2 separate regions of the Homo sapiens genome follow, and region 2 is linked to region 1. Evidence: chromatin loops called from intact Hi-C (ENCODE). Cell type or tissue: endothelial cell of umbilical vein. All regions are shown on one strand. Each heading gives the region's core, and the rest is flanking DNA. Links, peaks and the distances in the headings are about the cores only.

The links. Peaks named below come from ENCODE experiments on the same cell type or tissue, not always from the same donor. Only the 100,000 strongest peaks of a DNase experiment are listed, where the experiment ranks them.
Region 2: a loop joins it to region 1, with 9 times the contacts of the local background. A loop is called at or near these places in 28 of 110 quality-filtered maps.

What each region holds. Positions count from the first base shown.
Region 1 is chr3:172,804,392-172,812,238 of GRCh38, forward strand. ECT2 (epithelial cell transforming 2) reads left to right here. Exons shown (of 25, transcript NM_001258315.2): 21 at 1,340-1,478; 22 at 3,379-3,533. Among named protein-coding and RNA genes, the nearest start is that of ECT2, 58 kb to the left of the region's middle. In endothelial cell of umbilical vein, for the core only: no CTCF peak of the experiment used is centred there; a DNase peak (open chromatin) is centred at 4,980.
Region 2 is chr3:173,549,669-173,557,515 of GRCh38, forward strand. All of the region lies in intron 1 of NLGN1 (neuroligin 1), which reads left to right. Among named protein-coding and RNA genes, the nearest start is that of NLGN1, 160 kb to the left of the region's middle. In endothelial cell of umbilical vein, for the core only: a CTCF peak has its summit at 4,194 (motif pointing left); a DNase peak (open chromatin) is centred at 4,083.

The DNA of each region.
Region 1 (7,847 bases), core at 3,459-5,958:
ACACAATTGACTGTCTCCTGAAGTGAGAAAGTCAAAAAATCATGAGACAGATAATTCTCAACTACCTGTTTCCCTCATAAAAAGGACTTTAGCCTGCCCTGATTGAGAACAGATGCTAGGCAGAGTCAATTTTCAATTATATTTTATCTGGATTCGCATCATCATGGGGTTTTACTGTATATAGTTTCTCTGTACTTTATTTGTTTGTTTCCATTAAAGCTTTTATAGGTTTTTCCTGTTGGAGTCCCTAGGTCAGCTTGCTCCATTCATCTAATAGGTTAGATTATCTTTATTTCTTTGCTAATCCATTCTGGTTTTTATCCCTTATTCCTGAGAGCTATGGCTTACTTTAAATTTTTGATCTTATATCCCCTCCAGATTCCTCGCAGTCTTCTGTAATTGGTTCATTGACTTGCCATTCACTTTAATTTCTGGTATTGGTCTCCTGTAGCTCCCAAGTCCCTGGCTTCTCATTTTCCCTACCTTCTTGAATCTATTGATTTTTTTTTTGTTCTATCCCTTTTAGCCTCCCTGTCTTAGAATCACTTCAACAAAAACTGCTTTATTTATAACATTAAATTTGGACTTCAGAATTCATAATAAATATAAAATAAAAACTTATAATCTTAAATAAACTTATTCTTTAGCTTGTTTGTTTAGGAAAAATAAACAAAACTCTTAGTAAATTGGCAATGGAAATTATGGTACATTCTTAACCTGATAAAAACCTATAGCCATCATCCTATTTAATAATAAATGGTAGAAACATTCAAAATGGGTAAAATCTATGTTTTCTTAATGACAGATTATGTTATACTGAAACTAATTTGGGATTTAAGGATATATTTAACTTTTAAATGTTTTATCTGTATTTTAAGGGTTTTTTTTAAACTCTGTACTAGCATTTGTCATCAAATTAACACTTGTTATTGTTTTTCCTTTCTAAAAATTAAGCTTAAAATCATTTAATTGTTTTGCTTAGCCAACTGTTCCTCTTCTCCTGAATTCTAGGAGTTTCATTTAAGATTCTGTCATTCCTTGATCCTGTCGCTTCTCATCATGCTTCTAGTTCTTTCATACCTCTGGGACCTTTTGCAAAATATCCCTTGGCCTTTTTTCCTGACTTTTGAACTCTTCTTATATAAACATGAACATTTCTGCTATACAATTACATGTTTGACTTTTGTTACATAGTAACTCTGCTTATAACAACTTTGTAACGAATAATAACTAAATAAGTTATATATAGATTTATGTGATTAGTGCTATTTTATTTTTTAAGTATTTGGTCCTTTTTCTTCATTTTATTGACTGATACTTTTTTATTTTCTATAATCAGATAGCAAGAAAACGGCACAAGGTTATTGGCACTTTTAGGAGTCCTCATGGCCAAACCCGACCCCCAGCTTCTCTTAAGCATATTCACCTAATGCCTCTTTCTCAGATTAAGAAGGTATTGGACATAAGAGAGACAGAAGGTATGCCGGTCGGATACATTCTTGGTTATATAAAAATAGTTTATATTCATTGTAGGTTTAATTTACTCCATTTTGGCTTTTTTAAATTGGTAAATTATCTTTAAATATAGTTGGTCAGACTGCTAAAGTAATTGTTCTTGCACCTCTATCCCATCTCCATCTCTAGGAACAGAACTGACTTTTTGTTTTCTCAAATGAAAGTACTATCTCAACCTATAGGATACCCTCATCTGTTAAAGGTCAAAGAGCTTTTAAATGGCTATGTATTAAAATAGCACCCTAGCCTAGCCTATTGCCACACCAAAATTTATTTTTTTGGTTCCTTCAGAATACAAAATAACCAGTCTGTTACCTGCACCCCTCATCTTAACACTTTCACTGTTGGCCAACAGTTGCATTTTTAGGGCTATGTTTAAGGTACGGGTCAGGAATAGATGTGGGTGCAATAAATAAACTCAGAGTAACTGGTAGACTTGATATGGAGTCATATGTGTATTAAGGAATGTTTTACTCTAAACTTTGGTAGTGTTACAGAGCAGGTTCTCTGAAGGCCTGAAATTGCTGAAAATTTATACCTACCTACAACAGTGTCATCTGTTTAATTGACACCCAGTGGTGTATGTGCATGGCCATATTTTGGATGTTAGGCATATGTTTTTACAATATTTAGCTCTTTCCATTACTGATTCCTCTAATAATGAAAGGTTTCAGTTTGTGAGAAATTATTCTTTTTTTTTTTTTTTTCCTTTATAAGAAATGATTCTTTCTTTGTTTTTTGTGGGTTTTTTTTTTTTTTTTTTTGAGATGACGTCTTAGTCTGTCACCCAAGCTGGAGTGCAGTGGCGCAAACTTGGTTCACTGCAGCTCCCGCCAGGATTCTCCTGCCTCAGCCTCCTGAGTAGCTGGGATTACAGGCGTGTGTTGTCATGCCTGGCTAATTTTTTTGTATTTTTAGTAGAGACGGGGTTTCACCATGTTGGCCGGGCTGGTCTTGAACTCCTGACCTCAAGTGATCCACCCACTTCGGCCTCCCAAAGTGCTGGGATTACAGGTATGAGCCACTGCACCCCGCCAAGAAATGATTCTTAAAGAAAACTTGAACAGCAACTTCCTGCTCTTTTCACTTAGTTGACAAATTCTGGATTTATTAAAGGTTACATAGTATAGTTGTCCCTTGGTATCCACGGGGGACGGTTCCTGGACCTCCCTTGGTTACCAAAATCTGGGATGCTCAAGTCCTGGATGTAAAATTGCATAGTGTTTGCATGTAACCTATACACATCTTCCTATGTACTGTAAGTCATTTCTAGGTTACTTATAGTACCTACACAGTGTAAATGCTGTGTAAACAGTTGTTATACTATATTGTTTAGGGAATGATGACAAGAATAAAAAGTCTGTACATTTTCAATACAGATACAATCTGTTTTCTACTGTTTTTTTCTACTATTTTCGGTCAGCAGTTGATTGAATCCACAGATGCAGACCCACAGATACGGAAGGCTGACTATATATTTGTTTTAAAAATCTTCATTTTTGGATTTTAATTATGGCAGACTTTGTTTAAAATAGGTTGTATTTTAGCATCTTGATCGTGCAACTTTTGTAACACTTAATATTTTTATCATAGAAAATATTAAATGACATGGATAATACTGTTTACTTAATGTCATTAACTTATCATCATCATTAGTTCCTTACGTGGTATACTATATTGTGTTTTCAGTACTTCAACTTAATATGGTGATGTTCTTTGTCTTATTAAAAATAGGACAAGGAAAGTGGAGAAGTGATAGTTCATTTCATTGGAATTTCATTGCTCTGAGGGAACTAAACTTGCATACATCTGTCATTTTCCAAGGAGTGACACTTAATGTTTATGGTTATTCTGGAACCCTAGATTGCCATAATGCTTTTGCCTTGCTTGTGAGGCCACCAACAGAGCAGGCAAATGTGCTACTCAGTTTCCAGATGACATCAGATGAACTTCCAAAAGAAAACTGGCTAAAGATGCTGTGTCGACATGTAGCTAACACCATTTGTAAAGCAGATGCTGTAAGTTCTTAAAACAGTATTATAATGAAAGTTTAAATTTCATGACAGTGCATTCAGACTAAACCTGTACATTTTTAATGACTTGTTTATTATGAATGGAGAGTTTTAGTTTTGTGTATATTAAAAAAACTGATGTAATAAGTTGTTTTAGAAAATATTTTATATAGTGTAGGTACACAAAATATTATTTGAGTTCTTGGCTTACATAAGGTAGGCCCTCATAGTCTTATAGCCCCTGTGGCTCTGATTCAGTGAAGATTTTGGGACTTCTTGTAATGTACCCTGTGATTTTTCATTGATACTCTTAGACATGGCTAAAAATTAGAGAGTATTTAGAGATGGGGTTTCACTGTGTTGCCCAGGCTGGTCTTGAACTCTTGAGCTCAGGCAGTCTGCCCACCTTGGCCTCCCAAAATGCTAGGATTACAGGCGTGAGCCACCGTGCCTGGCCAAAAAAAAAAAAAAATCTTATTGAAAGCAAGTTGAAAATGAAAGTTGCCAATCTATTTTTCTCATGTGAACCTCTTAAAAATGAAATGCTATCATAAATATATAATTATCATTATACTATACAGATTAAAGTGAAAATAGATGAGAGAATCAAAATAGGGAAGTTAAATGACTTGCCTGAAATCAGGTATCCCTGGATGAAATCCAGGTCCCTAAAAGATAATTTGATTTCTTCCTCTCTATATATGAGAGAGACACATGTGATAGACAGATATAGACCTCTTACTCTTTGCACAAATGACATAGATTGAAGAGAATATATGGATATAATAGATGACCCTTTTCGGTACAATGGTACTGTAACTGAGATTGCATTGGGTGTTTCTGTGGGAATGAAACATGTAATTACAGTTAAGTGTGAAACCTTGGAAGACATTTAGGTTTAATGTGGTTTATAAAGTAAGTATTCATTGATGAAAACCTCCTTCCAAAGTATTTAGAACAATAATCAGACTTTTTGTTTGTGTGTGTGTGTGTTTAGATTTCTATGGACCAATAATATGTTCTTATAAATAAAAAATTGTTGCACAAAAGATTCAGAGAGGGAAATACAATGCTAACAAATACAATAGAATGCTAGCTAGAAAAATGATGGAGACCACTTTTGTTATAAATCTTTCAAAACTGCTCATTGTAAGGTTTTTTTTTGTAGGTATCCATCCACTTTTTCTAGGTATCCATATATAAAATGGTTTTATCTGTAGAAGTTCCTTAATGCAGAAATTACTCCTGCTCTTATCAGAATGTCAGACTAGATAGTTTATAGAGTCCTTTCCAAACTTATAACCCTAATACTGAAATGAAACATTAACAGAAAATTTTTCTTATAATCTATTGAATTACTAGCCACATGATGGCTAATAGTACTAGAACTGAAATATAATAACATATGGAAGAAATTCATAAGTAAAATTAGCCACAAGATGGCAGCAAACGTTTAACTATGTTCTGACTTATCCTTACACTACAAAATTCTTTCAATCTATTGAAATTTTGTTCTTAAGAAATACGTTTGTAAATTCAGGTACTCGGTGACTTTGGTTGAGCCCTTTCCTGCGTTTAAAGTTCTACATATAGTAAATGTTTATAAAGCCCTGAGAATTTTTCCTGTGAAGATAATGTGTGTGTATATCTACACACACACACACACACACACACACACACGCACACACACACGTGAAAGATGTAAAAAGATATAAAAATCTCTGATTCTTTGAATTAGTAATTTTTGTTTTTGGTACCCTGTATATATATAATTTTTTGGTACCCTAAGTAACCTGAGCTTTCTTAATTAAAAGAGTAAAATAAGCACAACTAATAAGCACAACTATTTTATTCTATACTATTTCATTTGTCGTGTCCGCTCATTAATGATGTAAGAGTTAAAATTATCAGGCTGAAAGAAAAGTTAATCTGATACCATTAAGTTTGAACCTAAGGCCAAGAGCATGACTGACTGATTCTTGGTCGAAGCATCTTAATCGACTTTCTCCCCATGGATGTCATGTCCCATATTTTGTTATTTCAGAATCTAAGGATTAAAGTTTAAATCTATTGAAGATCTTATGTCTCAGAATCCTTATGTATGTATTTTTGGTCTCTTGCCAACATGTAACCTTTAATTGCATGGTCTGTACTCTAACATTCATATATTGCCTAAGATAAGCTGGTAGCTTTGTGGAGGCCATTATGATTTCTGACCTCTAATGTCAGAAGTATAATTTTATTAATAAGTAAATTTAAGCAACGATAACCTTTCCCGAAGTTTGGTTAGTTTAAAAGTAACTTGATAATTAAATGCCATGTGCTACAATTTAGTACTTTTGCCGCTACCTTTATATTTCTTTTGAAATTTTTCAAAACTTTTCAAAACTTATCCTACAATGGTTAAATAAATCACCATTGGCTACTTAAGAGTTGCAATCTTCATTCTGAGTTTTTAAACTTGTAAGTAGAATTTCTAACTGCATGAGAAATAGACCAACGATTGGACATATATTAAAAGTTTGTGCTTGTATGCCAATAATATTTATAATGAAGTTAGTATGATTTGTATTTAAAACTATAATTATTCTTCCATTTATTAGGCATACCTAGTAAGTTGTTAGTATAAATGTCTGTTATTGATACCACTTTAATTTGGCCAAATCAGAAGCTCTAAGTTATAGAGTTTGAGGAAAACACTGAGGCACAGGCTAAAGGGAGGGGACACGTGATAGTAGATAGGATCTGGGGGTTTGAAGACTAGGGTAAGAGGAGAGCTTAGGGAAAGGGGAGAAGTGTCTCATAACTCACGAGTAAACAGGTTAATTGGCTTAAGATGTCAAATGCTAGAAAATTTCCTGGGAATTAACACCCATGAATAGGATTTCAAAATCTATAGCTGAGGCTCAGTTTCTCCTGAAATTAATATTATATATCTCAGTGGGAAAGATTGACTACTACTTTTTAATCTTGAACTCAGCAGGTCTGTCTTCAGGTACATGTGAATTTGGAGTTGATTGAAAAACTCCTGCCCTTCCAAAGCTTCTTTAATGCTTGACATACTTTGAATAAGTCAGAAAATGTTTTTGGAATTATAGTAAGTATCTATTAAAAATGTGTGTTCTCAAGTCCAGCAGAACTTAAAAGTAAATAAAAATAAAAATGAGTTTTGGCTAATCTATCAATTTTACTTTTATTTTATTTTATTTTTTCGTCCTTGTCCTGGTACATATTATATTTTAGAAATTTAGGGAAATAGACTAAAAAGCAGAAAGTTTTTTGTCTTCGTTGTTTGTTTTTAAAGAGAGAATGAGAATTATTGAGAAAGAATGAATAACAAATAAACCTAGGACTACTGAAGATAAGTTTCCCCGACTTTGCACTTTTGCCTGTGATTTACCCTATCTACCTTCCTCTGTGCGGAGAGCACTAAAGGAAGTACTTCATATTTGTATCTTAGCAAAAATAATATATTTTATTATATTCTTAGCCACTAGTGAACTAGCAATATGTTCACCCTTTCAGTCATTCTGAACTCAGAATCTTCTAGAAAGGTAAAAAATCTTGTATCTATCTTTCCCTCCCCTAAGTCAGAAGCAGTTTGTTAGTTCATTGAGAGAAAGCATGAAGCCCCTGGTTCCATTTTTAGTTCATTGATGGTTATTAATACTTAGTCATAGTTAAGATAACAATAGAAAAAAATGAGAAGCTCCTTTATTAGCATTTGCTAAGGATTTAAATTTCAGGGGCCTTCATTAAAAGAGCATTTCAGCAAAATTAAACACACTTGGAGTTTAGTTTCATTACATATAAAAATGGATACATTTTACATCAAAGAGTAACTTACCAATGTTTAGTTTAATAGTCATGCTATGATTTTTACTGTCTATTAAATTGAAGGATAATATTTGCACATAAGAAAAAAGATCAAATATACAACAGTATACTGCAGTAAAATATGTCTCATACCCCTGTCTGGCTAATCTGTCTTTCTAGGGGTATGACTTTTGATACTTTCTAGAAATATAAGCATAGACATATGTACATTCTTCAAAAATGTATTTCTTTTTTTTTTTTTTTTGGGAGACAAAGTCTTGCTTCTGTTACGCAGGCTGGAGTGCAGTGGCACAATCTTGGCTCACTACAACCTCTACCTCTGGGTTCAAGTGATTCTCGTGCCTCAGCCTCTTGAGTAGCTGGGATTGCAGACGTGCACGACCATGCCCGGCTAATTTTTGTATTTTTAGTAGAGACGGGGTTTCACCGTGTTGGCCAGCCACGCTGGTCTTGAATTTGTGGCTTCAAGTGATCTGCCCCCCT
Region 2 (7,847 bases), core at 2,656-5,155, 740 kb after region 1:
TAAAAATTGTTTGAAGCAGTTTTTTATATGCTTATATTACTGGCGGAAGATGACTATGCATATTTCTGAACCAAATTTAGATAGCTGACAACATTAACCCTTAGGATTTGAAGGACAAGCCAATCCTGTATAAGCTATTTAGGATTTCTTCTACGTACAAGTCATCCAACATTGCTCACTCTATTATGGAAGTCAGTCACTAAGTCTCTCCTAAAAGCTAACCTTTTCCAGTGAACCATTATTGGTGACATAACCTTATCTTCTACTTCAGTGATGAATTCCACAGGTCACTGGCATAAGATGGTTTTCAAAATGTAGAAGATGACGAGGAGATTATGAGGATCTAGGTCAACTGAGTTAAACTCTGAAAGCTGTAAAAGTGTCATGAATCCTGTTGTTGGTTCAGTCAAGGCTTGATTTTTAATATCTCAATTGAAGGTCTTCATGCTGCCTACATGCCATACAATATGGCAGCTTGTTCTAAATTTTTCTTTAGCAATCTTAAAGACTTTTTTCAAGGGACATGTGAACGCCAATTATATTTAGATAATTAAAATGAATAAAATTTTGTTTATAATATATGCAGAGAGATAGAACAAAAATCAGCTATAATATTATCCTCTTCTCTTGATTAGATAATGGGATAAAATATATGTCATGTTTTGATGAATAGCGTGTTTCGGCACACATGCATGTTGTCAAGGAAGGATCATCTGCTGTTATTATATCCTCCACCAATCTTCACAAAGAACTCAAGTTCAAGAAGAGCAGGAAGGTAAAGGAAATAACCCACATGAATTCATCAATAAGAATTATGTTAGCTATTTATCTTACATTTCCCTTTAACACATAGGAGCTCTGATATGGCCATTTGATAATAAGTATATTTCCTAAGACTGCTGAAAAAAATAGCATTTGCTAAATACTTGGAAAATGCATAATGTTTACAAACCACATTTGTAACCTGCAATGTCTTTTTGAGACCATTAGACAGCTACTTACTGAAGTTAATTTTACTAAACCTGCAATGTCTTTTTGAGACCATTAGACAACTACTTACTGAAGTTAATTTTACTAACACAGGCGTTAATGGTACACTAGTGTCTTAAACAGCAGAATGCAAACTAGGGTACTATTCAGAAACATTATAGACATTGAATGGCTGTGATTCATTAAAATATATATTATAACCTATTCACTTTTCGCTACATTGTATAAGGGATACATTTTTATTTAAATATTCTTCCGATTTTTCTCCCTATACACTTGAGAGCTTCCGATTTTTCTCCCTATACACATGACAGCTTGTCTCCTCTCATCTCAAATATTTTTACAAATCTAAGCAGATTTCTGCCTTTACTGCATTATCACCTTATTTGAGAAAGCTCATTCTGGTTCTTCTAATCACTTCTAATCTTGTCTCACCTTCATTGATAACTTTAACGGTGGAGAAGTCACAGATTAAGTTGGACTGGAGTTGTGGAAATAAGGTGAGGTGATTTGTCACAGAAATTAGAGGAATCTTAGTGATAAATAGTGTAATTTTCAGGATCTTGCTAAAAGTTTTTCCAAATAACAAGCAAAAATAGAGTTGAAATTAAAGGTCATCATATTTTAGAAAACAAACCACAAAACTAAAGCAGCTCGATGTGTAAGCTACAGGCAGAAGCTAATATCTGTATTATGGATTCTGCTAATATCTGTATTATGGATTCATTAAATTGCTTGTATACTCTTTACCACTTAGTTAATATGTGAGCTTTAAATAGCTTAAAAGCTGGAGCAATTGTTTCATGTTTTTTAAATATTGTGTTTGACATCAATTCTTGTTAATGATCTCTGAGCCTAAGAAGGCTTATATTTATGCCCAGAGGATAGTTCACATTTAAAAAAATCATTTTTTCTTTTACATGTACTCCGAACGTACTATGATGGAATCCTTTAATTTTAAGGATTATTATAATTACTTGCTTCAAGAGAAAACTTTTTATGGAGTAATGTGAAATTTCTTTCAAAGGCAGGCAGGGTTGCATTGTGATCTTGGTACCGAAATCATCCGGCTCCATATTCCAGGTTACCCATTTACTACTCATGTGACCCCCACACAAGCTACTTCACATCTCTGAACTTACGTTTTTTCACTCATATAATGGTAACTATTGTACCTACTTCTTCAGAATTCTGTAAGCCTGGCTGACACCAAAACTTTACATGAGGTGGACACTCAAAAATAGTTGTAGTGGCTGCTATTTGGCTCCTAGGCACCTATTAGTAAATAGTAGGAAACTAAGTAAAACAAATATATCAAAAGTGATAGAAAATACTCTTTGTAAGCCATTCAGGAGCTGGCTACTGTTAAGAAATGAATGATCTCCTCCTTTGAGAAGAGAAAATTACTTCCTCCATATTGAAATAGACTTATTGCAGAATAGTCATACTATCACACATGAGAAAATTTCTGCAGTATGTGAGCCTAATCCCCTGGAGGAGAAATTTATTTTCACCCTCATGAAAATGTGGAGAAATCTTTTTGATGGCTATAGTAAGAGCTGACCACTGGGGAGGAGAGAAAGTCAGCCTATGGAAATCACTCTCAACAGGTCAGAAGAAGTCATTGTGGTTTTAATTACAGGACAAGTTTTGAGCAATTATTGACCTTTAACTATGCAGAAATAATTTGAGAGAGTTTTTTTTTTCTCAAAGGATCTATGCATCAGATAATAATTGTTAGCAGTGGAGACCTAATATGAGTGCCTCTAATTTTTCCTACAAATTTGAGGTTGTTGCATTAAGTGGCATTGTTGCAGGACTTTTCCCTAGGTTAGCTGAAAAAGGAGTCCTTGATCCACAGCCACAAAACTTGAGGCTTGCAGACGATTTGAAGGGTGAGAATAATGGGATTTATTGGGCAAAAAGGAAAAAGGGGGTAACAAGGACTCTCCACAAGGCCAGAGTTCTTGCTAGTAGTCTTCCCACCTCACAGATTGAATTCCACGTTTCACACAGGAAGAGGAGGAGCCAGGCTCCTCCTGCCTGCAAACGGCATGAACTTCCTGAGTCTCTAGCTGGGCACGCAGGCCAGTTGCAGTTTTGCCAGGGAGCCCTTCCCACCTGGCTGTCTCAGCATCATTTGTTTATACATGTGTGGTACTGTTAATGTTTTGTCATACTTGTATGTTTATATAACACACAGTAGTGTGGAAAAACATGCTATATTTTTGAAACTTGAAATCTGTATGAGAAATTCTATTTAGATCCTGTTACTCAAAATATGATCCATGGATCAGAGACATAAAATCTTGCTAAAAATATGTTCTCTCTGTCCCTGGCTCAGAACTATTAAATCAAGTACTATGTTTTAGTAAAATTCTCAGGTAATTCAGTGCACATTAAAATTTACGGGGCAGTGCGTTAGATCACAAAGCTATTCCTGACTTTGGAGCTCCTTATGCCTCCAAATTGTAAATACTTGGAGGATTCGCCTTGAAAATCCAAATTCCCAAACTATGGGATCACCATAGTTAACTAGTACCTTAAGAAATAAATCTGGATAAAAAGATAACTAATTGCCTGTGAATAGATGCAAAAAGGAAATTATATTATTTACTAAGCCTGATCCCAAGACCTAAGGAAACATCAAGAAGAGGTTCTAAATATATGAAGGGTTGTCCACTAGAATAGGAATGGCAATTACTCTTTATAGACCCAGAGAGAATTAATTACTAGGATCAACAAATAGAATTCACAGGAAGAGAGATTTTGGTGCCAGATAATTGAACTATGTGTAAGTGCAATGCTTTTTCTCACAAATGAAATCTATTTATCTCCTTTCTTCAAGCCGAGGTTTACCCAATATCTGTCATGGGCTCTGTTGAAAGAGCCTCATAAGTAAGAGGTTTGAACTGAAAGACTACAGAAAAATGACCTCAGAGGTCACTTTGAAGTCTGAAATTCTAGGATTTGTCCAGTCAAGGAATAACAAATGCCTGTGAATAATTGAATATATGTGACAAGTGAAAAGAGAACTGTTTGAGTGAACATAAGTAGTGGTTAGGTTTAACAACTAATAAGAATAATCAGCTACACAGCCTGTGCAGATTTAAGAGGCAAATTATATGTTTAGAAAAGCCGACTAACAGAAGGGCTCTTAGCTATTTTGTGAAGACTTGGAAAGTTACTCATTGAGCCCTCTGCTGGCTGATATGCAGGGCACTGATTTTTGGATCGGAAAGGAGACTAAATTTTCCCCCTGGGAATAATAGGTGATATTCGCACATCAAAGAGAAGTAGTGAGAAAGAGCAAGGATAAGTTGATTAAGATGGCTTATGAGAACTGCAACTTGTTTGATTCTTGGACATTTATTTTTGATTATCTTTGTAATAGCAGTTGATTCAATTGCTACCATATGGTGACACCAGCAAATAATTTTAATTTTTTAATATTTGAATCCACTTTATTTTTAAAATCTATGTGGGGAATTATAATTCTATAAAGCTTCCAGATAGTATAATTAATAAAGTACTAGCAGTTTCCAAAACTAAAAATTAAAGATGATTTAGAATTACTTTAGAAGAGAAACACACCTGTATGAAGTTTCTTCATGTCTTTCTGTATGTTTAGAAGCATGTTTATTTTCAGACTAAATCTACAGTGAAGGTTAAGTTACTATCATTTCTAGAATGCAGTGGTAAGAGAGAGAATCCAGTGTATGGTAATGAAAAATACCCACTGTAGAGTATTTCCATCATCCCCAAATGAAACATATCATCATCCCCCGAAGTTCCTCCCATTGTGCATTTTTTTCTCAGTCAGTTTGTAACACCTGCACAACCCAGAAAACTACTCTTCTGATTTTAATTAATTTTGCTTCTTCTAGAACTTCAGTAGAAATGAATTGTGTTTGACTTCTCTGGATTTGAAAGATTCACCCAGGTTGAGTTTATCACCAGTTTCTTCCTTTTTATTGATGAATAGTATTCCACAATTTATCAGTTCCCATGGTGATGGACATTTAGCTTATTATCAGTTTTTGGTTCCTTTGAAAAAAGCTGCTATGAATTTTTAATTTCTCTTCCATAACCATCTAGGAGTGGAATTTCTGGTTTTTAGGGTAGATGTGTAACTACAGAAATCTCTCAAACTGTTTTTCATAATAATTTTAGGTTCATTTATTATGAAGAAGTTATATATTCTCATAAGTACTGTATGTGTGAGAGCTCAAATTGCTCCATTATCTTGCCAATATTTGGTATTTTTTGGCTTTTTTGTTTTAGCCCTTCTAGGGGATGAGAAATTGTATCTCATTGTGGTTTTTAACTTGCATTACTCCAATGACTAAAGATGTTGAACACCATTCTGTGTGCTAATTGACCATGTATATGTCTTATTTAATGAGTTATCTTTTCAAATATTTGCCCATTTTTATTGAGCTGTTTAGCTATGTATTGTTGATTTCTTAATATATTATAGAAGTAAGTTTTTATCAGATGAAGGAAATTCATTATTGTTGGTTTGTGAAATATATCTTAAAATCATGAATGGGCATAACATTTTGGAAGTATTTTTTCCTCTATCAATTGAGATGGTTGTATGACTTCTGTCCTTTAACTGGTGAATTATATTGAATGATTTTTTAATGTTAAGCCTCCTTGGACTTACTGAATAAACTTTACCAATGGAATCTTTCTTATGTGGTTCCATCCATTTGCTAATATTTTAGTAAGGACTGATGTGTCTAATCTTAGGAGAATTATTAGTTCACATTTATCTATTTTTCTTACATGTTCCTTCTCAACCTTTTTTTATTTGTTTGCTTGTTTTCTGTTTTTGAGACTAGGTCTCACTCTGTCACCCAGCCTGAAGTGCAGTGGCATGATTACGGCTCGCTATGGCCTCAAAATCCCCGGGCTCAGGTATTCCTCCTACTCAGCCTCCCAAGTAGGTGGATGTGCACCACCACATCCAGCTAATTTTTATAAATATACATATTTTTTTGTAGAGATGGGATTTTGCCATGTTGCCTAGCCTGGTCTCAAATTCCTGGGCTCAAGCAATCATCCACCTTGGCCTCTCAAAGTGCTGGGATTACAGGCGTGAGCAAATGCTCCCAGCCCCTTGTCAAGTTTTGATATCAGGATTATACATAAAATGAATTGGGAAGCGTTCTATACTCTTATGTTATCTGAAAAAATGCTTTTAAAAGATTGACATTATTTATTCCTTGAATGTTTGAAAATTCAACAATAAAGCCTCTTGGCCTATTTCAGGAAGTTTGTTTTAGGAATATTTTTAATCATTAATTCAATTTTTAAAATAGAGATGAAGCTGTTCAGGTTTTTAATTTTCTCCATCGCTTTTGATAAGCTGTGTATTAACAGTTTGTCTGCTTCATCTAACTTGTGACCTTATTCACCTAACGTCCCTACTATTTACAAATTTTATTTCTATGATCTAAAAGATTTTTTGTTGATCTTTTCTTTTTCATTCATGACATGCCTAATCTGTGTTTTCTTATTTTCCTTCATCAGTCTTCCTAATGTTTTTTGATGCTATTGATCTTTACTTAAAAGAAACTTTTGGTTTTGTTGGGTTTTTAAAGATTAATTTCTGTGTACAAGCACACATTCCTTGGCTATATATGCTCTTCTTTTTCTAACTTATTGATTCTAGCTGTCAGTTTCTCTCTAAGCACTGCTTTAGCTGCAAATCACAAATTTCAATATTGTATGCTTTTATTATCATTTAGTTAAAATATTTTCTAAATTACCTTATAATTTCCTTCTTCTTTTTCTAATTTGTTTTTAGGAGGGTGTTCTTAATTTCTAAATATATGGATGTGTTTTTATTTAAAGACTTTTATTTTTGGCTGGGTACAGTGACTTATGCCTGTAATCACAGAATTTAGGGAGGCTGAAGCAGGAGGATCATTTGAGCCTATTCAAGACCAGCTTGGGCAATATAATGAGTCCCCTTCTTATAATTTAACAATTAGTCCAGCCTGGTGCACGTGCCTGTAGTCCTAGCTACTAGGGAGGCTGAGTAGGAGGATTGCTTAAGCCTAGGATGTCAAGGTTGCCTTGAGCTATGATTGCACCACTGCACTCCAGCCTGGGTGACAGAGCGAGGACCTGTCTCAAAAAAAGGAAAAATTGCTGTTGATTTCTAAGTTAATGCTATTGTGCCTGAGAAAATATTCTTTATTATTTTAATATTTAAAGTTATTGAAACTTATTTTTTGCCCCAGATTATGGTATATCTTGATAAATGTTCCATGTGCAGTTATAATTTTTTGTGACTATATGGATATATAAATATAAATATCCATTAGGTTGATATATTTATTCAGATTTTCTGTAGGCATACTGATTTTTTTTGTCTACTCATTCTATCAGTCACTGAGAAAGTAGTGATAAATTTTCCAACCATCATTCTGGATGCATTTACTTCTCCCTGAAATAAATTTTGATGCTTATTTATTAGGTATATACATATTCAGTTGTCATGTCTTCCTGATGAATGGACCTTTTTATAATTACGAAATGTTACTTTTATCTCTGATAAAACTCTGTCTTCAAGCCTGTTTTTCTACTATCATCATAGCCACACCAGATCTCTTGTAATTAGGGTTTGTATGGCACCTGTGTTTCTATTTATTTTTAACCCATTTCTGTCTTTATATTTGAAGTGTGTCTCTTATGCACAGCGTATGACTTATCTCATTTTTTTCTCATTTTCAAATCTTATCTTTAAATTATTTACTCCACTTACATTTAATATAATTATTTATAAGATTGTGTTGAAGTCTACTTTCTTTTATTGTTTTCTCTTTGCCCTATTTAACTTTCTT